Regions from separate parts of the Mus musculus genome. Here all the other regions are linked to region 1. Evidence: chromatin loops called from intact Hi-C (ENCODE). Cell type or tissue: gastrocnemius. All regions are shown on one strand.

Region 1 (8,000 bases):
TCCTGAATGGTCATTGGTGACACCATGGCTCTTGGCAAGGCCCTAGGTGTCAGGGGGGAGGTCTGCACAGTGACACCTGTCCAAAAACCTGCCAAATGTGTCAGAGAGGCCAATGAGCACCCTCCTAGAGCTATCCAGCAATAATCCGGCAAGCTAAATGCTGGTGATATGGAGCCAGAAAGGCTTGGACCTTCACTTCATCACTAGTTAGCGGGGTGGCTTCCAACAAAAATTTAACCTCTCTGTCCCCTCTCCTCGTTTTGATTATGAGGATAAGGAGGTTCTTGTGATAACCAAGGTAGCCAGTGCAACCAAGTGTGTGCTGTCCGCCAGGCACTGCTCCAGGCTTTTCACATATGTAACTAACTCATTGACATCCCATTCCTCTCTGGGGTCAATGCTGTCACTACCCCAACAGTTTACACACAGCCCACAGGATGAGAACCCCAGAGGGCTTCTCTCCAAAGGAGAGGTGCACCTGGCATACAGACAGACAGCAGTGGTGAAATCCTCCCTCAGCTTTGTCTTGCTTTCTACCACACTTTCTCCATTCTGCTGTCTTCAACCTCCCATACAGCTCCAGCACTGTGGAGGGGAGAGGAGGTTGGACCCCTTTGACGGGGGTTGCTTGACTGTCTATCCACTGAGACAGAGATGTTACCTGTTTACTCAGTGGCTCTCTTAGTGGCCGAGCCTGGGCCCCAGACCGGGGCAGAAGGCATCTGTGGCTTTAGTGCATTGACTCCCCGACTGTCTATGGATTCGGAATTTTGTGTGGGTGTGTACTTTCCTACACAGCTGTCATTAGACTTTCTAAAGGCTGGTGACCACTAAGAGGCCAGTGACCAGGAACAACCTTCCCTCTAACCACTGCTCGTACTTGGCTATCTGGGTAGTGCTCTGGATAAGCAACACATGAGAAGATGGGAGGGCAGCTTGTTTTGTGACACCCTGAACGATGCCATCTGTGGGAGCTCAGTGGCCCTGGAGGGAGCTGGCCAGAGGCTCTGAATGTCCGATCTGTTCTCATAATTCCTGTGGCTGCTGCTTCTAAGCACAGGCAGGGCTGCACTCGACGATGCTGCCACAAGATGGTCTTCCTGCACCAGTGGAGCACATGGTGTGTTGTTTCCCTGCGTGTGTTCTTAAAAGGTTAGGTTTAGCATTGTCTCCTGAGTGACAGGTATGGTGAATTAAACTAGCTCCAGCTCGCTGGTTTGACCTGTAGAGAAGAAATCAAGTCTCTGTAGGCCTGTCCAGCTGAGCATGTTTTCAAACTGAAAGAGAAGTGGTAGAAGGTTGTGCCACCCCTGCAGTCCATCAGTCACACCGTATATGTTCCTCCATTTCACTGTCACCCCCTGAAGCATGACAGTCTCTGCAGCCCAGAGTACAGTGCTAAGTAAGTCAGACAGGGTTTTTTTTTGGCTATAAGTGGGAGCTCATAAATCCCCTTACAGACTCCACCATTCTTCCGAGCCCAGTGCTCAGACCTCCCGGACTCACGTATGCCCTATATGCCTGCCCATTCCTCCAACCCTGAGTTCCAAAACCCAGTGTCCACACTGAGCTTCCTCCCTGAGGATGCCTTGCATGACTGGGTGGAGTCTAGATAGTCTGAGTCACACTTTTTTTCTCCTTGCAGTCCAACTTAGGAATGAGCCAGCACAATCTGGTTTAGCATTAGCTAACACCTAGAGGCCGCCCTTCCCATCCCTCTCATCTGCTCCATCCTGTCCATCAGAAAAGCTGCCAAAACTGCATGGTACTGGTACAGTGACAAACAGGTAGATCAATGGAAATGAATACACACACCTAAGGTTACTTGATCTTTGACAAGGGAGCTAAAAATCATCCAATGGAAAAAAGACAGCATTTTCAACAAATGGTGCTGGCACAACTGGCAGTTATCATGTAGAAGAATTCGAATTGATCCATTCTTATCTTCTTGTACAAAGCTCAAGTCTAAGTGGATCAAAGACCTCCACATAAGACCAGAGACACTGAAATTAATAGAGGAGAAAGTAAGGAAAAGCATCGAAGATATAGGCACAGGGGAAAAATTCCTAAACAGAACAGCAATGGCTTGTGCTGTAAGATCAAGAATTGACAAATGGGACCTCATAAAATTGCAAAGCATCTGTAAGGCAAAGGACACTGTCAATAAGACAAAAAGGCCACCAACAGATTGAGAAAGATTTTTTACCAATCCTAAATCAGATAGGGGACTAATATTCAATATATTCAAAGAGCTCAAGAAGCTGAACTCCAGAAATTCAAATAACCCTATTAAAAATGGGGTTCAGAGCTAAACAAAGAATTCTCAACTGAGGAATACCGAATGGCTGAGAAGCATCTGAAAAAATGTTCAACATCCTTAATCATTAGGGAAATGCAAATCAAAACAACCTTGAGATTCCACCTCACACCAGTCAGAATGGCTAAGATCAAAAATTCACGTGACAGCAGATGCTGGCAAGGATGTGGAGAAAGAGGAACACTCCTCCACTGCTGGTGGGATTGCAAGCTTGTACAACCACTCTGGAAGTCAGTCTGGAGGTTCCTCAGAAAATTGGACATAATACTACCAGAAGATCCAGCAATACCCCTCCTGGGCATATATCCAGAAGAAGTTTCAACTGGTAATAAGAACACATGCTCCACTATGTTCATAGCAGCCTTATTTATAATAGCCAGAAGCTGGAAAGAACCCAGATGTCCCTCAATAGAAGAATGAATACAGAAAATGTGGTACATTTACACAATGGAGTACTACTCAGCTATTAAAAACAATGGATTCATGAAATTCTTGGACAAATGGATGTATCTGGAGGATATCATCCTTCATGAGGTAACCCAATCACAAAAGAAGTCACTTGATATGCACTCACTGATAAGTGGAATTAGCCCAGAAACATAGAACACCCAAGATACAATTTGCAAAACACAAGAAAATCAAGAAAAGGAAAGATCAATGGGTGGATACTTTGTTCCTCCTTAGAATAGGGAACAAAATACCTGTGAAAGGAGTTACAGAGACAAAGTTCTGAGCTGAGATGAAAGAATGGACTATCCAGAGACTAACCCACCTGGGGATCCATCCCATAATCAGCCACCAAACCCAGACACTATTGCATATGTCAGAAAGATTTGCTGAAGGGACCCTGTTATAGCTATCTCATATGAGGCTATGCCAGTGCCTGGCAAATACAGAAGTGGATGCTCACAGTCATCTATAAGACAGAACACAGGGCCCCCAATGGAGGAGCTAGAGAAAGCACCCAAAGAGCTGAAGGGGGTCTGCAACCCTATAGGTGGAACAACATGAACTAACCAGTACCCCCCAGAGCTCCTGTCTCTAGCTGCATATGTAGCAGAAGATGGCCTAGTCGGCCATCATTGGGAAGAGAGGCCCCTTGGTATTGCAAACTTTATATGCCCCAGTGCAGGGGAATGCCAGGGCCAAGAAGCGGGAGTGGGTGGGTAGGGAAGCAGGGCAGAGGGAGGGTATAGGGAATTTTCGGGATAGCATTTGAAATGTATATAAAGAAAATATCTAATAAAAATAAATAAATAAAAAGACACGAGAAAACAAACAAAAAACAAAACAAATAGGAAAAGCTGCCAAGCCTCCTTCTCAAACACATCTTCCATCCTGCCAGCTTCTCAGTCTAAGCTGTTGTCCCTTCTCCCCAGCCACACGACCTTCCCCTAAAACCATTCTGTATAGAGTAGCCTATTTCCTCAATCTTCTTCATCCCTAAAATAGATATAATGGTTCTGTCAACCCCAGGACTAGCAGACCCAATGGTCTGACCAAGGTAAGCACAGAGCCCGGCTGTGGGAGCACTTCACCATTCACAGTGGCTTGGTCCCCTACCCCTTTACAGTTCTCCTGTCTCCTAGAAATCTGCTGGTTACTGTGTTGTCTGCCATTAAAGTGTATTGAAGTCAGGATCATATTTAAGGGCTGACTTTTTACATTTTCTCCATTGGCTCCCCAGGCAATGGCTCAACGTTGAGTTCAGAGGAAATCACTGTAGAAATGTCATCCACCTTAGGCACAGGTGCTAATGCTTCAAAGAAGCAGCTCCAGCAGGCAGGTCAGCAGACACAGCCCACGGGAGAACCATGACAGTTCTCTCCCAAGGGGTTGGCAAGGCAGGCTATGACTTTGCTCCCTGGCCTGCACTGCCCCCCCGTGGAAGCCTGTCCTATGACACCTATCCTGGGAGAAGGTGGGACCGTTCTGGTGCCTGTGCCTGGATCACTCTCTCGCCTGCTGTGCCCTTCCTTCCTTCTTCTTCTCCATGCCTCCCCTGCCCAGAGTCGGCCTTGCCTTGGATAAAGAAAAGATGTTGGCAAAGGGAACTGCAGCCCCAAAGCCATCACCACACACGGCTGGGTTTCTAGGATGTGCATCTACAGACCTCCAGTGGCTTCCCATCTTTCCCAAAGGCCTTCTGTCCAGAGGCACCGGGGAGAGGGTGCCTGTGGCCCTTCAGGTTTCCTCAAGTATCTCCTCTGTGTATCAGAAACTCCCCCAAGAGTGGCCTCAGACAGTTTCCTTGGGTCTCTGCTGCAATCTCTTGCACCCAGAAAGACTTAGACCACTGGCTTTTCACAAAGCACTTACTTGGCTGAGGTGAAGACATTGATGCCACTTCCAAAGCTGGAGTCACAGGAACCTGGACCTCCTGTGGGAAGAAGAGGGACAAGGTGATGCTTCCTGAAGCCTGCCTACTTGTCTGTAGAGACAAGACCCTGTTCTCTCCTCCTCAGCACCCACTCCTCCACTGAGGCTCCTGAGAAGGAAGCCAAGGATCCAGCACTTTTACAGGCCCCAGTGCTCAGCTAGGCTCAGGGCTCTCACAAGCTGGGGACACACTCATGCTGAATACAAATGGGACATTTCAGAAAGGTCTGAAGGTCCAAGGGCAGTGGCTGTACATGACTTAGGTTATGTAACATCGTGGCCAGCAGGGAATGCAGGTCAAGTTCACAATATGATGCTATTTCTCATCCACAAGGAGGGCTAATGACGAAATGCAAGAAAATGCGAGTGTTGGCTAGGTACACATCACTGGTGGAAATGTGAAGTGGTGTTGCCACAGGCTGTACAACAGGCTGGAAGCTCCTCAGAAGTTAGACACAGGTGCCCAGCAGCTGTGGGCACCTGTGTGCCCTCTAAGAGCCCCACCCAAGAGCAATGCAAGTCTGTATCCTGTATCTTATGCTAGTGTGACCACCTACCATAGTCAAAAGGTGGGCAGAGCCCACATGCCTATGCATGGATAAACAAACTAAAATATTATTTAGCAATAAAGAGCAACAGGTTATATAATGGATGAACTTTGACATGCTGAGTCAAAGAAGCCAATTCCAAAACTACATAGCAAGATTCCATTCACTGGAAACGATTAGAATAGACGAGTCTGGAGACAGAAGGTAGGTTAGAGGTTACAGAGTGCTGGAGAATTTTGGGAGTATGGGGTGTGATGGGCAAGGACTTTAGGTTGTTGATGATGTCCTAAAATTGGCTGTGATAATTATACAACTCAGTGAATGAACAAAAGTTGCTAATTGTACATGTTCAGCTGGGTATGTAGAGTCTACAAAACCTCAATAAAAGGGTTAAAATGATTCTGGGAAAGAATTGTAACCTTGAACTCTGCACAAGTCCCTTAGCATGTGGCCAATTCAAAACCTTTACTATACTTAGCTTTCTGCTGCAAAACTCAAGCAGGACAGGACTGAGATAATCCCAACCTTTTTCTTTGGCGCTTAATTAAGTTATCTAAAGAGCCAAGACTTTGCGCATCTGGAAGGCTGCCAGTGGGCTCTCTTCTAACCCCAGTACTGGCCAGGCAATGGCCACAGCTCAGAGCATGAAGGAAAGGAGGAGGGGTCAGCAGCGTGAGGTGCTCAGATAAGGGGTCAGTACCACCATTCAGTGCTGAGCCAATGCAGCCCCAACAGGATGCACTGCAGACAAAGTACTTCGATTGCATCTTTCCCAAGTGCTTAACTTCAGGATGCATGAGAGAAATGTGAGTCCAACTCATGTGGAGAGGTGGTCAGCAAAGTGACCAGCCAGCCCTTCATAATTGTCAAGATTAGAGGTGATTCAGAGGACAGCAATTGGTGTAATGTGGAGTTTTACCTACAAAGGGACAGGAAGGGACAAATGGGGTCAGCAGTGTCCTAACATATTTCCAGACAGCTCAGAGAATATACATAAGGATCTCTTTATTCATTTTCTGTACACTTAAAGTGATCTTCTAAACTGAGGAGAATATATAGACTATGGCGTGGCAGTCGTGTGGGGCTGAGAAACTGAGGATACCTCCATGACTGCTCTAAACCAGACAATAGCAGGAGCCTGTGATTTTCCCAGAGTCACACACACACTGAGAAAGAACAAGAGGAGGCAGGGGGCAGACAGAGACGGAGAAAAAATTGTCATAGTTTCTGCCTGGGATTTTTGTCACAGTTACCTGCCCCCTGTATTCTAAATTTTCAGTGCTTCTCAGTCAGGCTTGAGTTCAAAATTTCTTGACAAGGGTGCATGGTGACAATTTCTCAACCAGGCCAACAGGCAAAAATTATAAAGGAAAAGACCTGAGAAGCTAATGGAAATTGAAACCTGATTTTAAAGTTGCTGGGAGAATACATTTATAATGCTTTCACTGTCAGAACCAACACAGAATCAACACAGCAAACAATTTCTCCAAGTCAAGCCAAGAAAAGTCACTCAGGGATGCATCTGCCTAACATGAATGAAGCCAAGGGTTTGGTTTCTGTTGCACACCCATGTGTACACATGTAACACACACACACACACACACACACACACACACACGCAAATAAAATAAAATAAAGGAAAGCAGCTGAAAGGTGAATGTTCAAGTTCTTGACAAAGCAGCTTATTCATTTCTGTAGCAAATGCTTCCATGGCTGTTGGGATGCATTGAGGAACACTTGTAAACAGGCAACAGATGTTAGCTCACTTACTGTGACAGGCTGACGGTGCCAGGACTGTCAGAATAGAGGTGAAGAAGGCAGGCAAGGTCAGAAGATTTGCTCTAACAGGCCCAGGGCTGGGTGTCACTGTGCAGCATTCTGAGGAGGGCAAGCTGCTCTAAGAGGCCAGGAACTGCAGGAAATCGTCTGACTGCAGAGTAAGATGTTTTCGCTCACTCACCAGGGCCTGAACATTTAAGAGATGCCTCACTGCCATGGAAGGCTGGGAGGGAGCTCAGGCGTCTCCACACTGGAAGTGCTTTTGCAGCCACTGGCCCTCCCAGGGTCAGTTCAGCACTATGGACTCACGTGGGAAGTGCCCCATTCTACAGGTTCCTGCACATGCTAAGCAAGTGCGCCATGACTAGAGCCACACCTCCAGTCACTCTTCCTGCTTTTAGCTGGAATTTTCTATAAGGAGGAGCTGTCCTTTCTTTGTCACTCATTCATTCATTCAGCCATTTATATCAAACATTAGGGAGCCATAGATATTTCTTATGTGAGGTTTTGTTTCTTTTATTCTGACTTTTTAAAGACAAGGTCTCATGTAGCCCAGGCTGGCCTTGAATTCTCCATGTAGGGAGGATCAACCTTGATTTCTTAATCCTCCTGCCTCCATAGCCCAAGGATTACAGTGCAGCATCAATCCAGCTGTTCTGTTACAGATGATGACTAACATTGTCCCTACTGTCATTCAAAAGTTTTAAAGTTTACAAATAAAATATTTTCTAAAAATAACAAACCAAGTTTTTAGCCTATTCCAAAAATAGCCTATGGTCTTTCTTCCTCCTGGTAAAGGGGATCTTTATTTCTGTGTTAAGTAAGAGGCCCACACTGCCACCTGCCTTCTCTAGTCACAGGAGTGGAGGAGGGAAGGCTATGGCAGCAGGCCAAGCCTGTTGTGGCATTCACCCTACTTATGTCATGGTGCGCAGGGCCTGGAGGCAGGTGGAAAGAGGATGCAGCGAGTGATGGGA
Region 2 (8,000 bases), 180 kb before region 1:
AAGAGCCAGGTACTCTGAATACCACGTGTGAATGATACACAGGAAGCTTGGTCATCTCCACTGGGGCCATGTTACTGTTTGGAGACGGCTAATAATAATTTAGTAAGGTAAGAAAGGTACAGCATTGTCTCTCATGGTTGCTGTACAGTGCTCAGAAATGGAAAAGGAAATATACTGAACTTGGCCCTACAGAGGCGTTCTCTTTCCCTGAGAGAGCCCTCACTGAGACAGGACGAAAAAGACATTGTGAATATTTATAATTCCTAGTAATAACAGTGTCTGAAGCTTGATTTTTGGTATTGAATGTCAACTTTTAAGGTCTGTAATCTCCCTAAGACTATTAATGTGTCTCAGGACTTCATTGCTGGGAATGGCAATGGTAGAAGTTCCAGTGTGGTTGGTATTCAGGGAAGCTGTGGTTAAAGGGATTTTTAAAGCAGTAGTCATTGCTCTCTTCCTTGTGGAATTATTTAGACAAAGTGCCTGCTGTTAATTGAGCATTTCCTTTATATCTGAGTAGTCGGGTCTTGTGGCTAAAGGGAAGGTGTAAACAGTAAAAGCAGCAAGGAAAGAACCGCGTGATTTCTCCCAAAGACACTGCTTTCCTCTCAAGTGAGGGGAGACACTGAAAATTGTAGCTGGTTAAAGTCCTTAATTAGTTTGCTGTAATTTAGTATCACACAGCTTTGAAGGTACAGTAAATGGGAACACGGGAGATGATGTAGTGTTCTCATAAAAATAAACAGTTTCTTACTACATGTCAGAAATTTCCAAGTCAAAAGTTCAGAGCTGGAGTAAAGTTTTAAGTTTGATGTCATGTTGAGATCAGTTTAGGTCTTCGTAAGCTATTGGAAATCCATTTAGGAACAACCATATCCTAATTTCCTTTTTAAAAGTATTTACTTGTTATAGTGTATGTGTGGGCATGTGTGACACCATGTGCATGTGGAGTTCACAGGTCAGCTCTGTGGAGTTGGTTCTCTCTGTCCATCCTTATGTGGCTTTTGTGAGTGGAACTTGGAACACCAGGCCTGAACAGCGCCTTCATGCTCTGAGACATGTCATGATAGCAAGCAGGGCTCGACATGTAAAATCATTGTAAATGATTTTCCAAAGCATTTGCTGACAGTACAATCAAAAACCAAGTGTCTGGTCTAGCACTGCTCTCTAACATTGTATATATGCTTTATGGGTTACCTGTCTGTCCATTTATCATTTGAACTGCGTGGTGGGTTGGGAAAGATCTTTGATTCTTACTTTTTGCTAGCCATGTTGTATATGTGTATTATTAACTGGAAGTTTTATTAACAGCATTTAACCCTTACTGTGTGAAACAGTCACATACCATTATTTCTATAATAAAATACTGATTACAATCACCAAACTGTACGTCCTGCTAATAGGTCAGAGTCCTGTGTAGGCTGCACCAGTGATGTGCCTTCACCCTCCTATAAAGAACGCTGATTAAAGTAGTTCTGATAATAATCTGGAGTAATACAAACTAAAAATGGTCCTTGATGTGTATGGAGTAAGTAGGTTAGTCTTGTGGCATCGAGCTCTGACAAGGCTCGGGGCGAGTAGAGCCCTGTAGCTGCCAATCAAGTTTAGTGCCTTACTCTGTTGTTCTGTCCTTTGTTTCACTGATTTCTGTGTTGGGCACAAAATGACACTCAAAAGTTGATATAGAAATACAGATACTGAGTGGGAAAAAACTTATGAAAGCAGTAAATGTAACTTTATTCAGTATATATCCGGTGTTCTATATTGTTGACGTAGGCAACTCAGAAGTTATTTTATACTGTGGAGTGAAGGTATGGGAAATAGATGGCCTTTAGCAATGGGGTTGGGCAGGAGATTAAGATTGCCTTTATAGAACTCAGATCTTAAGACCTTGAGAAACTCATTAGTGTTTGTTTATTAAACAACATTATGAAAAGCAAATTCTAGTAAGATTGCTTGTAACCACTGTGTTGCTAACAATTTTAAACAGAAAAGCCCTAGAGGTCAGGCACTGACTATCAACATTTGCCCTTCCCCCATTTCCTGGGTAACTGGTGCTCTCTCTTCTCAGTGGGATTAGGATTCCCAGGCTCCAGCCCTCGAAAAACCAAACATGTTCAACCCTCAAGTAGTCATTTTCTTCACTAAAGATTATATATATATATATGTTTGCATTCGCTCCCTTTAGAAGAAGTTAGTGCTTGGGTATCTTTTTGGTTTTTTTGGGGGGTGTTTTTGTTGTTGTTTTGGTGAGGTTTTTTTGTCTGTTTGTTTTGAGACATAGCCTTGGTGTCCTCAAACTTGGAGATCCACTTTTTTCTGCCTCCTGAGTGCTCAGATTCACAGAGTACCCCACCACGCCTGGCTGATCTCTTCTCTTAAAATGTCCCTTAAGTGGGTTGGAATCAGGCAGGATTAACTCAGCTGCCTGTCATGCAGGAAACTCAGTTCCAATCTCCAGCACATCATAAGCCAGGCATGGTGGCACACCTATGTATAGTTCTAGTGCTAAGGAAAGTAGAGTCAGAAGTTCAAAGTCATCTTTGGCTGTATATTGAGTTTGAGTCCAGCCTGGGCTACATAATACCCCATCAGTCAGTCAGCAATTGGCACAAATAGATTTGCTCTAGTTTTTCACACAGTTACTTAAGGTTTTCTTATATGTTTTATTATTATTATTTTATTTTTATCGTCTCTTTTCCAAATACCTGAAGGAAATACTAGTCTTCAGACATTTATACTCAGCGTGTTTGGGCATTTACTTGTAGGTTGCTAGGACAGCCAATCGTCTTTTGAACATTCTGTTTTGTGTGTGCATGTGTGTAGTGACTGCACATAGAAGTGTTGTGAAAGGTTTCTAAAACTGTTGTGTCTCAACTGCCTTTCTAATGCTAGTAAATTTGAATTTTTCCTAACAGCTCCTCTGTTTTCTTTTTTCCAGATGAGTTTGATGCCTACATCATTGTGTCTTTCGTGAATGCCACACTTGTGCTATCTATCGGAGAGACTGTGGAAGAAGTGACTGACTCTGGCTTCTTGGGCACCACTCCAACCTTGTCCTGCTCCTTGTTAGGAGATGATGCACTGGTGCAGGTGAGCGTGCACCTCCTCAGCGTGCCTTGGCCGTCCGTCCTTTGCCCATCCTTTGCCCATCCTTCTCTTGTTTTGTGGTGTGCTTGAATTCATGTTTCTTCATTCTCACCTTCCAGAAAACCTGAGGGGAGGGTCTAATGTCTTATCAACATAAAAAGGGGTACTGAGAATTCATCCCTTTCAGGCTTTGAATAACTCGGCAGTTAGGAAAATTTGAAGCCTAACATTTCCTCCCTGTTGGTCATTCCCTATCACTGCTTTTCTCATCTTTATCATTAACATGTGGGCTTGGGACCTTTCTCAACTGAGGTGGCAAAGCATGAACATTTCAAAAACAAGCAGTGCCTCATTTGTGTGGTCCCAGTGTGCCAGTGTGAGGGCCATTCTGGGTGACAATCAGATTGCTAGTTAGATGTTCTTCTTTGACTGACTTCTAGGTGTATCCAGATGGCATCCGACACATACGAGCAGATAAAAGAGTTAATGAGTGGAAGACTCCCGGCAAGAAAACGATTGTGAAGTGTGCAGTGAACCAGCGACAAGTGGTGATCGCCCTGACTGGGGGAGAGCTGGTCTATTTCGAGATGGATCCTGTATGTTACTTGTTTTGTTCTGCTGGCCCTGTGTTATCTTCCATTATGGTCCTTGGGGTGGGGTTCTGTTGTTGTGCTTAGGCAGTGTTGTCAGTGTATGTATCTTAAGCATGCATGGATTCACAAGAAAGAGAATTGGGACTCTGAAGTGTCCACAAACAAGACAGTTTGGCCCCTTTTTTAAAGATTAAGGACAAAAACTAGGAAATCTAATTCAGATTACAGATGTGAAATCTCTTGAAAGCCAAATAGCTTGTTTTGTACCTCATCCTCATCTTCTAGTGAATATTTGGTAAAGAATTCTTTTATTTTCTTCTGTCTCGTTTCTCTTTTTTTGTTTTTTGTTTTGTTTTGTTTTGAGATACAGTCTAATGTAGAATTCTAGGCTGGTGACTCACAGCAGTCTTCCTGTCTCAACTTCACAAGTGCTGTGATTAGTCATGAGTTACTATTCCTGATTTTGCTATTTTATATGAAAATGTATCCAGAACTTACCTTCTACAGAAATCTCTAGTAGACTTGACATTTTTGTTGTTGTTTTGACTGTGTTTGAATTGGCTTTGGTGTATTAGGAAAGGGTTTTGTTTTTGAGATGGTCTCATGTAGACTAGATTGGCCTTGACCCTGTTCTTCTGTCTCCCTTTCTGTTTCCCATGTGCTAGAATTATAGTCTTGCATTACCACAGCTGGCTTTGTTCAGGGTTCTCATGATGAGAACAGATAAATGGCTTTATATATTTGTTTCTTGGTCTAGGATAGTGTATATTTATGCTACATCCTGCTTTTTTTCTTTCCCTCTGGGGCACTAACCTGTGAAGTTGATTTTGGGATCTGAAATGGTGAGATTCTTGGTCACTGACTTACTAAAAAGTGGAGTGAGATATAAAACAGTGTTAGCAGTGTTGCTCAGTTGATAGATCTCTAGCACTGTATAAACAGGGTGTGTTCAGACCCTTTGTAATCTCAGAACTCAGAGGAGGCCATGGTCTCAGGTTCATCCTTGAACGTAGCTAATAATAGTTACATGAAACCCCATCTCAGAAGCAAAAAGAGGGGTGAGAGGAGGCAAAAATAAAATTAAATTTAAAAAAAGTCTTAACAGCCCATCTTCCTTTCATACATAGTCCAGAGCTACAGGGTGAATTGTAGCACACAGACCTATTTTGTTTTTCTTCCTGTAGTCAGGACAGTTGAATGAGTACACGGAGCGGAAAGAGATGTCAGCAGATGTGGTGTGCATGAGTCTGGCCAACGTGCCCCCTGGAGAACAGCGATCTCGGTTCCTGGCTGTGGGGCTGGTGGACAACACTGTCAGAATCATCTCCCTCGACCCATCAGTGAGTGGCATTCTTAGTCTTCTGGGTGGGCCCTAAGCACCTGGCTCCCTAAAATCTGTGTCTATTGTTTTTCTCTCCTCTCCCCCATCTTGTCCAGCAGTGAGATCCTAAGCACCCAGTGTGGTGAGGTGTATGCTGCTGCCGCCTTTGATTCCCATAGCACACCTCGGGATGTTTAAGGATGTTGATCTGTGGCTACTATGTGTTTCTTCCTCAAAAGACTTGAATCCCTTTTGTAGTGTTTTAGATTCTATCTATGTTGTTCATGTTTTGCTTGCATGTTTGTATCAGGAAGTATCCAAGCCAACATGTAGATCCTGGGAGAGCAACAAGTTCTTTAAACCACTGGAGCCTTGCCTTCAGTTTAAAATCCTAAGACTGGTGATTAAAAAGGAATTTTACTTATTATAGGGCCTAATATGACTTTCTTACTTTGACCATTATCCACTTTGACAGAAATAAACAAGAGCTCCCCAAAACTTACTCTGAGATTTAGATTTAATAAGCATCTACTGTCTCAGTTTTCTTTTGGGGTTTCCATTTTCCTCAACAAAGATCCTCCTTCAATCCTAGCAGATTTCTGTGAGTATGTGTTTTCCAGAATTGTCTCTTACAGCAATTTTTCCTCCCCACTTCTGTTCCTTAGGACTGTTTACAGCCTCTGAGTATGCAGGCTCTCCCAGCCCAGCCTGAGTCTCTATGTATTGTGGAAATGGGTGGGACTGAGAAACAAGATGAGCTGGGTGAGAGAGGCTCTATTGGCTTCCTGTACCTGAACATTGGACTACAGGTAAGATGTCCAGGGGCTCACATTGGTGTAAGGCCTTCTTTGGTATCTATCAGCCTGTTCTTTATCCAGTCTAAGCATTTTCTTTGCCTGTAGTTCTAGATAGTCGCCTTGGGAAACTCATCATCTAGTGCTGTCAGAGACTGATTTTTCTCAACACTTAGAACATGTTAGGCAGGCCTGGAAATAGCACACACAAAGCGTCTTCATAGCTGGTAAAAAGTGCTTTGTGATAGGTGTTTTGGTTTGGAATTAAATGAGTCTTCAGTAGTGACCTATAGTTCCCATAGTATTCTAGTCTTTTAAAGTGAATTCCTCCCAGTTCATAATTGACCATGTTAGCTCTAGTGTGTAGAAGCCTGGGTGTTTTTGTAGCCAAAGGAGATGAGTTTTATCATGGTACAAAAAGCAGGAATCTAGTGTAAACTAGCATCGGTGCTCTCACGGTGCTATGTGCCTTACTTCCTGAATCAGGACCTGCAAAGACTTAAGTTAGATGGCAGACTTGTGCTTTTTCAGTTTTAGTTTCATACTTTAAAATGCTTGAGCATGAGACACACAAATGAGTCTTCATTTTCCCATTTAAAGGAGTATTTTACAGCAAATCTAGGGCAGTACCTCTTCCCTCCTATACTTAGTAATGTTATCTCTATAGTGTTTTGCTTTAAGAAACTAGTAATGTCATACCCACCAAGATTAGTAACACTTTCTGAATATCTGATACTTTGCATGTTTTAATTTCCTCGTGAAAAATCACAGTTAGTGCAGACTATAGACGTTGACGGCAGTTACTCACTCGTAACTGTTGTAGTGGAAGTGGCCCTACTCTGTTGCATCCCACTGGAGGTGCGTGATGTTGAAATGTTTGTAATCAAGTCTGTAAATTGAGGTTTATTCCTTTGCTCTAAACATACTTTATACAGGAAAAGGATAATGGCTCTCTCCCAACCCCTTCTTCAGTCACTAATTTTACAGTAGGAGTTAGGATTACAGCAGTCATTCTAGTTGAGTCTGATGAAGTAGGGATTTTGTTGGTTGGAGGTAGATTTTTATTTTTTAACTATATAAATTTGTGGGTATTTTCTTCTTCAAATTACTGTCATCTCTTAGATTTTTGTTTGCTTCATTTTTGATTGTGGTTTCCCTTGAAATTCGTTTGTTTATTTGACCCAGCTATCTTGCCTGCCTTCTTGCACAATTAGGTAACTGTTGCATTGGGAATGTTCTTGCTTCAGCCTTGAATCAGTCATCCCTTGGAACCGTGTTCCTTTAGGGAAAATGAGGCTTAGAGGTACCATAGTCAGTACATCCCAGCCTTTAATTGTTTGTTTTCTTTGTTTTGTTTTTTGCGGAGGTCTGCTTTTAAATTATAAAAAGTACTTAACTTAAATGATTTGGGGGGGATGGGGAGGTGAGATGGGGTTTCTTGACCCCTGGCTGTCCTGGAACTAGCTCTCCAAACAGACCGGCCTCAAACTCAGAGATTTTCCTGCCTCTGTTTCTTGAGTGTTGGCTTAAAAGACATGCACAATCCCCACCTGGCTTAAATGAAATATTTCTTAATGTACAGGAAATGTATGTATAATGAGAAGTGGGTTTTGCCAGTAGATGCTTAGTAACTAGGAGAGAATGAGTGAATTCCTGATTGTTGGGCGCTGTGACCTGTTTTATGTTGTTTTCGCCACCAAGTCATATCTTTGTCTTCTACTAAAGTAGCCAAAGGAAAATCTAACATAAAAGTTCCCATCATAAAAAGGAGGCTTTACCTGTTCCATCTTTTCCACTAGAACGGTGTACTGCTGAGGACTGTCCTAGACCCTGTTACTGGGGACCTGTCTGACACCCGCACTAGGTATCTGGGGTCCCGTCCTGTGAAACTCTTCCGGGTCCGGATGCAAGGCCAGGAGGCTGTAAGTAGTCAAAAGACATTTGGATGTTGGTACCACTGTGAACTTCTGACTAATTCACTTTGTAGGTTGATGTTCGTTTCACTTACATAGGAAATTCTGGGTTCTTTGGAGTTTTCTAAGAGATGGTCCATGAGATGGCACTGGGCATTATGAGGTTATAGGAAGCTTGAATATTGATCTTTGAGTCTATTTAGGCCTAGCTATCTGAGATGGAAAAGGATTATAGTGATCTCATGAGTCTACCTAATAGGAATGAGAGCCTATTCTTCGCAGTTCAGAG
Region 3 (8,000 bases), 80 kb before region 1:
CAGAGAGCTGATAGGGCAGTGCACCTTCCCCTCTGTCTGTCCCCAGTGGTGAACTAAACCTCAGGAGATGAACCTCACACCCCCAAGCCCAACTTCAGCCTTCTTTTAAACATGGGCTTCTTCCTGAGCCCCAACTGGCTCCAGGCCGGAGACAAGGGTCAAACAGGTCCTTCTGGGGACACATGGCTGGGAATATCATGACACTGGGGGGCCGTGACATTAGGGGCTGAAACTGTCTCGGGAGCTTCCTGAGGCGTGTTCTCTCCTGTGAACTGGAGCCAGCTTAGACTACCATTGAGAGAACTCAGTGTGGTGACCTGAGGGGATATGCTACAGATTGTGGGGTACACAGGAAGTACCCAACCACAGGGGCTGCCCAGTACAGTGTGTAGATCTCTGTGTAGGGTGGGTTGGGTTCTAGGTTTGGAAGGGCCAAGCCCCAGGGACCTGGCTTCTGTCCATCTGTGTTGGTCTGAGCCCTATTGGGTTCTGAGCATTTCATCTGTCACTGGGTCAGGTGCTCCCAGAAATCCCACAGGGCTTTTGGATACTATCTGGTCTTCTTCCCACAAGGACCTCCCCACAAAGCTCCCCTCTTTTTTCTACTGTGCCCACACGAGGGCAGGACCATCTCTTCACTGGTCCTGGTCTTGGCCCTTGACGTCAGGGCTGGCCGCACCTGCTCACTGGCGGGAGGCAGTTTGTGGGGATCTGCAGTCAGCACTACCAGGTCGTCAATGATGCCCTGCAGGTGAGTGATCTCTCCCAGCATGGTCAGCTCGCCGTTCTAAGGAAGCAGCCAGTCAGTGTCTAAAGCCCCTACACCTGCCCACCCGCTCTGGAGAAACAAACAGGCCTGTTAGGCCTCTCCTCTTTCCCCCTTCCCTGATATTCAATGCTGACACGGGCTGGGCCAGTGCAATCAAGGTAACTGTCCGTCTAGATTCAGCCAGAGTGTCACAAGCTACGAGGCCTGATTTTTAGGCCAGGTGCACAGGGGGTTAAGAGGTCTATCCTGGGTCTGTCCCCTGCTCCTCCCCAGGAGGGGCTCCACATCATCAAGAGACCCACCACCACCGGCTGGAGGAAGGTGATAAAGGTGCAGAAACGGCCCCGCTCCTCAATCAGCGCACGGCGCACAGCCTGCTTCTCCGTCTCTTCCAGTAGCAAGTACATGTCGTTGACGTCTTGAAGGGCACTGTCCAGCTGGGGCTGCAGGTCTCCTTTCCCTGCAGGGGTTGGGAAGAGAGGCCGCGCTGGGGACGCCGGCCTGGTTGGCTGTACCCACGGCTTAGGCCCCTGTGGTAGTGTTCTTGGCTGTGGGGTTGGGGACAAGGGAGCCAGGGAGCATGGAGCAGACTCTAAGGTTTGTGGAGGGGCTGGTCCCACCAGAGCAGGCAGAGAAGACAGACAGACAGACAGACAGACAGACAGACATAGCAACACCAAGCTGCACAGCCACCCAGGATCTGAGGTAGGCTAGACCATGGGGAGGCCAGCTGGAGACCTCTATCACTCAGGATGTCATTACTGCCCCAGCATAACCCTGACCTCAAGAGGTAGAGAGAGGGGAATAGCTGAAGGCAGGACAGACAGCAGGGTGGGGGCTCTGCTCAGCTTCAGGCCAGGCCACTAAGAGGTGCAGGGGTCAGGAGAGCTATGGCTGGGCCTAGGGAGTAAAGAGGAGTGTGTCTCAGCATGGGTCACAGCTCAGCTCGGGGACCAATGCACAAGGACAGCAACAGCAGCACACAGGAGCAGTGAGAGAGACAGAGAGAGGTGAGAGTTGGACGTGGAGGAGATGGTGACAGGGACGGAGCTGGTGACAGGGAAGGACCTGGCTGGCCAGGTCGTAATTGGGCAGCCAGGGCCTGAGACCCCCACCCTGCCCAGCCAGTGAACCCCTCCTGGCCTGGCAGACTGACCCAGCAGTTGTTTGGGACTCTTATGCCCCAGGCCCCTCCCTTGGTGGAGCAACCGCCTTTCTTGTTCCTTCTTGGATTGGAGAGGTTCTTTCCAATGGCCCTGAGCTGGGGGGGGGGGGGGGGGTGTGGGGGCGGAGGCAGACAAATGCAACAAGGAGGTTCGGAGCAGCTGGAGGGACGGACATTTGACTTACCAAGTAGCTCTACAGGACGGATGTGGGAGGAGGAGAGGAGACAGAGAAAGAAAGAATGTGTGAAAGACAGGCGGATGAGCCACTCCTGGGGAGGGGTGGGGGCCTGGGCAGTCTGGGGTGCTGGGTGCTCCCTCAGTCCCACCCGACATGTTGGAGTGTCCTGTGTTGGAGGACAGGGTCTCCCCGGCCAGGGTGATGCTCGGGGGGAGGGGTGCCTCATAGGGTGGCTGGGGCTACAGAATGGGGCCCGCGGGGCTGGGCCTCAGTGGGGCGCTGTGCGCTCTACCTTTGCGTGCTTTCTTCTGTAGCTTCAGCGTGTCGGATGACTTCTTTTTGATTTCATGCCTGGCTCGTTTATACTCTGCGCAGGGGCAAGAGGGGAGCTATGGTAAGGGGTCCCGGTGGGTAGGTTCGGGAACCCCACTGCGAAGGCCCATCCTACCTTTCGCATGGTCCTTGTCCAGTTGGTTGGCTGACTTCTTCCAGTCTTCGATGCGCTCCTGCAGTGGATTGATGAGGCTCTCCAGCAGCGCGCTGCGGGAGAAAGCTGTGGGTGAGGCCTAGGGGGGCCCCCCCAGTCAGGGCAAGGATGGCCTCTCTAGACTTAGGATATCCCCTGTAGTCTGCTGTGCCCACTCACTTGGTGAACTGCCGCAGCTTGGTCTCGATGCTGCGGTGGCGCATGCACATGCGCGTGAGCGCTGAGCCAATGTCCCGCGTGGCCCCTGGCAAGGAAGCAAGCTGCATGGGAAGCGGCCGGGCTGGGGGCTTCTGCAGTCCCGGCCTCGGGCCACTAGGCGGCGCGCTGTTCCACAAAGGCCGCCCCTGCCCCGCCCCCATCACCAGCAATCCTGTAGCCATGGGGACATGGGGGCTATCCTAGCCTTTGGTGGGCTTTGGGTGCCTTGCTGGCCAACCCTGGAGCCTTCTCTCTTTCTTAGCTGGGACAAAGACCAGTCACTCAAGGAAAAGACAGCAAAGTTTCCGATTGGATCTACTGAGACCAAGGCATTTGTAGATTCCAGAGGATAAGGCTTGGGTTGTGATTTTATCACTCAAAAGTACAGAAGCTCAGGTGCTTGCTAGATGGATGAATCGGGAGGAAGAAAGGCCTTGCAAGTCCCCAAGGACTATTCACCTGTCCCATATAACTTGCAGAAGGCATGTGGATGAGGAATCACAGAATTGCTAACTACCACTGAAGGGTTTGCCCACAGCATGAGGGTGACCTCCTGGTCTCATCCCTGTCACTGCTCACCTGCCCCATGACATCACAGCAGAAGCCAAGTTCTCCATTCAGGCCCTGTATCCTTCCCATGGCCCATATCCCTTTCCAGCCTCCCGGCCCACTGGGCTCATCCCCCACCTCTGACCACGCCCCCTCCCCACCTCTGGTGTTGGTGGCCATGTCAGCTACTTTCTGGAAGGCATCGAGGAAGGCCACAGCAGCCAGCACAGTGGTCCTGGGGAGATACACAGTGGAGTGTGTGGTCACCGGGTGCGAGGCCATCCTCCCTCCCTCCCTCCCTCCCTCCCTCCCTCCCTCCCTCCACAGCACAGGAACAACCCTGCGCTGCCTCACCTCAGCTGAGAGTGGAGCTTCGCAGCCTTGGAGTTGAAGTCCTCCCAGATGGGGTAGGAGCTCTGCGGTGAGGAGGTGGGAGAGGAAGAAAGAATTGTGAGATGGAGCTACAGGGCTCCCCACATACTGTCCAATTTCCGGGCAGTTTCTTAGATGGTCCTGTCCCCATAGAGAGGAGGTAGCCTGAGCCCTATTGGGCAAGAGAGGGCCCAGGACAAAGGATGGCATGAAGTCTTTCTTACCTGTCAGTAGTTGGTTCCCAGGTGGCACCCATGCTCCCTTGGGGGAGATGGAGGAGAAAATGGATGGCAGATAGTTTCCTTGGGGGCTTTCTCATAAGGCTCTGGGCACTCAATCCCTATCACATGTGGTGGAAAGTGGAGGTTGGCAGAATCAATGCCACACAAGGTCTAATGGGGCCCGGAAGCTGCTTCCGTTAGGCCAGTCATCTCTGGCCAGCACTGGTGGCTCACAGACCCAGGGAGGCCATGGCTGCTACACAGGCTGGTCAGCTTGCCTGGGACAACTAGGCCCCAGGCTGAATGGGGCCTTGTGTGGCCAACAGAGCCACCTTTTTCCAGTCCCTCCTCTCCCCTCCAGGGGAACAGTGTGGCCTTTATCCTAGCCTGGCCAGAGGCTCTCTATTAGGAGGGGGTTTCCCAATAGGGAGGTTGGGCTCCTGGTGACTGAGTTGTCCAGTCTGATTAAGGGGCTTTTCTGGCTCATGCACTGGCCCTGGAGAAAGGTCAGCCCTAGCCTGGGGGGGAACCCTGAGGGAGACCTTGCTCTTTGAAGGGTAGCCCAGGGCTAGCAAAGGCCCTAGTCCCTGTCCCACATGAGCTGACTGGGACGGAGGCTTCTCAGTACCAAGGTAAAGGGGACAGAAGAGCCTCAGCTTCTGGGATTCTGGGAGGGCTGTGCTTGGCTGGAACCCCAGGGTAGGTCTAGCCAGCTTCTCCAGGGACAGCAAGGGGGCGGGCTGCTTCACCGACCCTCAAAAACGCCCTCTTCCTGCCCAGTCAAGTCAGTGTCAGGGAAAGCAAATATTTGAGAAGCCGTAGCAAGGCTGGAACAAGAAGAGGAGGCTGTGGGTGGGCTCTCCCCCACCCACACAGCTCTGAATAAAAAAAGCCCACCAGGTTGTGAGGTTGTCCCTGGCAGTCCTGAGGAGCTAACCCAGGCACTGGCCTCTAGGGGTTTTTCAAGATGGGGCACCCTCACACCTCTTAAATGCTACTTGGCAGGGAAGCCCGCTAAGACCTCACTCCAGAGTGTGAGAAACTGCTGGGAGCAGGGTGTCCAAAGTTAGTTCTCCTGGACCCCAGGAAAGCTTGGCCCCCTCAGCAAGCCCTTGGTTGTCTGAGAGAGTAAGGACTCCCCCAGTGGTAGGCCAAGTCCACTTTACCCTCTGTAGATAGATCTGCACACCCCAGTCTTTAAGAGCCTGGCTTCTTTTCCCCATCCCCCTATGCCTGACTGACAGGTGCCCCAGGGAGAGTGTTCGCTTCACCTGGCCCAGGCTCTAAGCCCCGATGTCATCACAGTCACAGGAACTGCACCTGCTGGCCAGGTGTTCTGGGCCAAGCACTGCCTCATGCATCACTCACCACCTCCTGAGTGACTCCTGGAATGCAGCTCGCTATTGCCCCATTTTCTTGATGGGAGAACTGGAGGCTCAGGGAGGTTGACTGATTTGTCTGAGGCCCTAGGGATTGGGGTCAAGGTCTGATCCTATAGCTGACATATCAGGATGTAGGTGCCCTGTTTTCAGAGAAGCGGGGCGAGGAACAACTACATTCACTTCTATGTGGGAAGGTGACAGGGACTGAGAGAAAGGGGGAGACTCCAGGTCTGTCACAAGCATGGCCACCGCTCTGGAGCAGAGGGAAGGTGCTCACCAGGATGAGACTGGTGTGGCTGTGGTGTGTCTGGGGGCAACCCAGGCTCTAGTCTCAGAAAAGACTTTTGGGGGCACCCCCAGCCCCAGATTTCCTCAGCTGTAGAATCAGGGCCTGTGTGTAGACTTCAGGGGGTCACTTGCTGTGGGAACTGCTTAAGAGGGCAAAAGCCCCAGCTCTCTGTCAGGAGCCTTTCCCTGTGGCCAGAGCCTGTGTCTGTGTGACACTTCTTAGTCTGGATTAGGATGAACCCACTTTCAGGGTAGCATGGGATGGGGACCCCATTTCCTCTGCTGACTAGGCCTAGGGCCCCAGGCAAGATCAAGTCTCTGGGTTCAGTTGGCCTGAGAGAGAGGAGACAGGGCAAGCTAACCAGCTCTCCAGGGCCCTTTCAAGCCCCTGGGTTTGCACCCACCCTCCTCTGTCTGTGTAGTTGAAGATCTGAGTGGGGACCCTTCCTCCCACACCATCCCTCAGTGCAGGGTTGGGGCCTTCTAGTGGCTCCAGAGAGAGTCCTGGGCAACTCACTAGGAATCAGCCCCAGGCAATCTGAGTCTCCTTGAACTTCTTGATGGTGGCCACTGAGCAAGACAGCCAGAAGCAGCTTTTTAAGTCCAGCCAATCAGTGCAGGTGGCCGGCCCCTTCAGGGTCCCTAATCCATGCATGTCATTGATAGGGGCATAGTATACATGATCTGATGGTGCTTGGTAAAGTCTCTTCCATCTTGGCCCCACGTATCTAGAAATCTTGCCTGCCACTAAGTTCTTTGCTGAGACTGGACCCGTGTCTCAACTGAGTTCCTTGCAACTGGCAGGAATGGAGGATACTATCCTGCTGTCTCGTCTGGGCAGAAGTGGCTGCTTGCTGCAGTGTTTGCAGTGGGAGGCAGTGTGGGTGGCTCCCACCCTCTGCCAGCCCAGGAGTGTCAGCTAGGGGAGGTGGTCTGGGTTACACAGTTTCAGAGAGGAGCTGGTACCAAAATGCTGAGGGCTAGTGATGAGGCCCTCAGGTGGAGTTGCCAGAGGAGCTGGTACCAAGATGCTGAGGGCTAGTGATGAGGCCCTCAGGTGGAGTTGCCAGGGGTGTGTGTGTGTGTGTGTGTGTGTGTGTGTGTTGTGGCGAGGGAGGAACCCCAGGGAAAAGTATAGAACTATGGGAAGGCGCTGACGTGCTGCTAACTTGTAAGTCCCAGGCCAGTGTGGTTTCAGGCCTCTTTTTAGGGGGCAAGTATCTGACAGATGCCTTCCCTTACTGGGGGTGTTTCTTGGCAGTACTAGGAGGGGAGCCCCAACTTCTTGCCTCTCTGCAAGGCATCACTTTCCTAAAGCATTTTTCTGGAGCCCTTGGGTAGGGTGTACCTGTACGTGGGTTCCACAGCCCCCAGGGTCTAGCAGGATTCTGATTTGTTCTTGCTAAGTGCGAGCCTAGGGTAAGGATGTGAGGAGGCTCAGCACAGGGCCTAGTTTCTTCCGTTTTCCATCGTGTTCCTAGACCAAGGGGTACAGTGCAGGACAGGAACACTGGCACTCGATGCCCACCTTGCCACTGAAGCTTTCCCTGCCTAGTCAATTCGGATCAGCCTCGTCAAACACTGGCCTCTGGGGGTCAGGGAGAATTCAGTAAATTACCAGATGGATAATAATGGCTGAGGTCCCGAAGCAGGATCCAATGGTCTCCTTATGACCTTGAGCCATTCGCAGGCCTCAGTTTCCCCATCTGAACAGGGTGCCTGCTCAGTCTGACCTTGAGTGATCAGGAAGGGGGGGTTGCTGAAAGCGCTCCCCAGGTTGCTTAGCCAACACACAGCCTACCTCCTCCCCAAGGTGGATTCAGTCCTACCCTTGGGCTGCAGGGAGGACCCCACCCGAGGATTGGAGTAATGGAGCTTGCTGGATCTGTTGGTGTGTGTGTGTGTGTGTGTGTGTGTGTGTGTGTGTGTGTGTAGGTGGGGCTGCATCCATGCAGAGGCCCGAGGCTGGCGGGGCAAGAGTTAACAGTTCTTTGCTTTATTATTTTTTTCCTGCTTTGGCGGTGACAGCATTGTCTGGGCTTCGGGGCGTCGGGGGTATGTGTGTGTGTGTGTGTGGGGGGGCACTGTGGTGAAAGGGGGCGGAGGCCCGAGAGACCTTGGATCCGTTAAAGGGCCTTAAAGGTCGGTCCTAAAGATAAACCCAATTCATAGTTTGGGGGTCTGGGGTACCGAGTGTTTGCGGACGCTCAGCTTTGGATCGGGATCCTACGGGGCGACCTCTCGGACATCCCAACCTGCGAGCACTCACTCCCACCCTTCGGACCCAGACAGGCATTGGGCGCAAGGCGGGCGCAGGAGGACAGGCTCAGATGAAACACACACACACACACACACACACACACACACACACACACACACACACACACACA

The links. A loop is a pair of places that touch in the nucleus more often than their neighbours do. Peaks named below come from ENCODE experiments on the same cell type or tissue, not always from the same donor. Only the 100,000 strongest peaks of a DNase experiment are listed, where the experiment ranks them.
Region 2: it touches region 1 in a loop (2.8-fold over the local background); 11 of 42 quality-filtered maps call a loop at or near these places.
Region 3: it touches region 1 in a loop (7-fold over the local background); 23 of 42 quality-filtered maps call a loop at or near these places.

Annotation. Positions count from the first base shown.
Region 1 is chr8:110,642,455-110,650,454 of GRCm38, reverse strand. It overlaps Vac14 (Vac14 homolog (S. cerevisiae)), which reads right to left. Exons shown (of 19, transcript NM_146216.3): 10 at 4,637-4,697. Among named protein-coding and RNA genes, the nearest start is that of n-TGgcc10, 15 kb to the right of the region's middle. In gastrocnemius, a CTCF peak has its summit at 4,203 (motif pointing left); DNase peaks (open chromatin) are centred at 1,016, 4,195 and 7,920; H3K27ac peaks cover 1,220 bases.
Region 2 is chr8:110,821,188-110,829,187 of GRCm38, reverse strand. Sf3b3 (splicing factor 3b, subunit 3) reads left to right here. Exons shown (of 26, transcript NM_133953.2): 12 at 2,942-3,093; 13 at 3,531-3,686; 14 at 4,868-5,023; 15 at 5,670-5,813; 16 at 7,598-7,720. Among named protein-coding and RNA genes, the nearest start is that of Snord111, 13 kb to the left of the region's middle. In gastrocnemius, no CTCF peak of the experiment used is centred here; no DNase peak of the experiment used is centred here; H3K27ac peaks cover 1,786 bases.
Region 3 is chr8:110,721,957-110,729,956 of GRCm38, reverse strand. It overlaps Mtss2 (MTSS I-BAR domain containing 2), which reads right to left. Exons shown (of 14, transcript NM_198625.2): 2 at 3,702-3,763; 3 at 3,509-3,582; 4 at 2,760-2,844; 5 at 2,562-2,653; 6 at 2,406-2,480; 7 at 1,072-1,229; 8 at 680-787. Among named protein-coding and RNA genes, the nearest start is that of Mtss2, 4.5 kb to the right of the region's middle. In gastrocnemius, no CTCF peak of the experiment used is centred here; DNase peaks (open chromatin) are centred at 6,653, 7,210, 7,498, 7,962 and 7 more places; H3K4me3 peaks cover 1,557 bases; H3K27ac peaks cover 3,590 bases.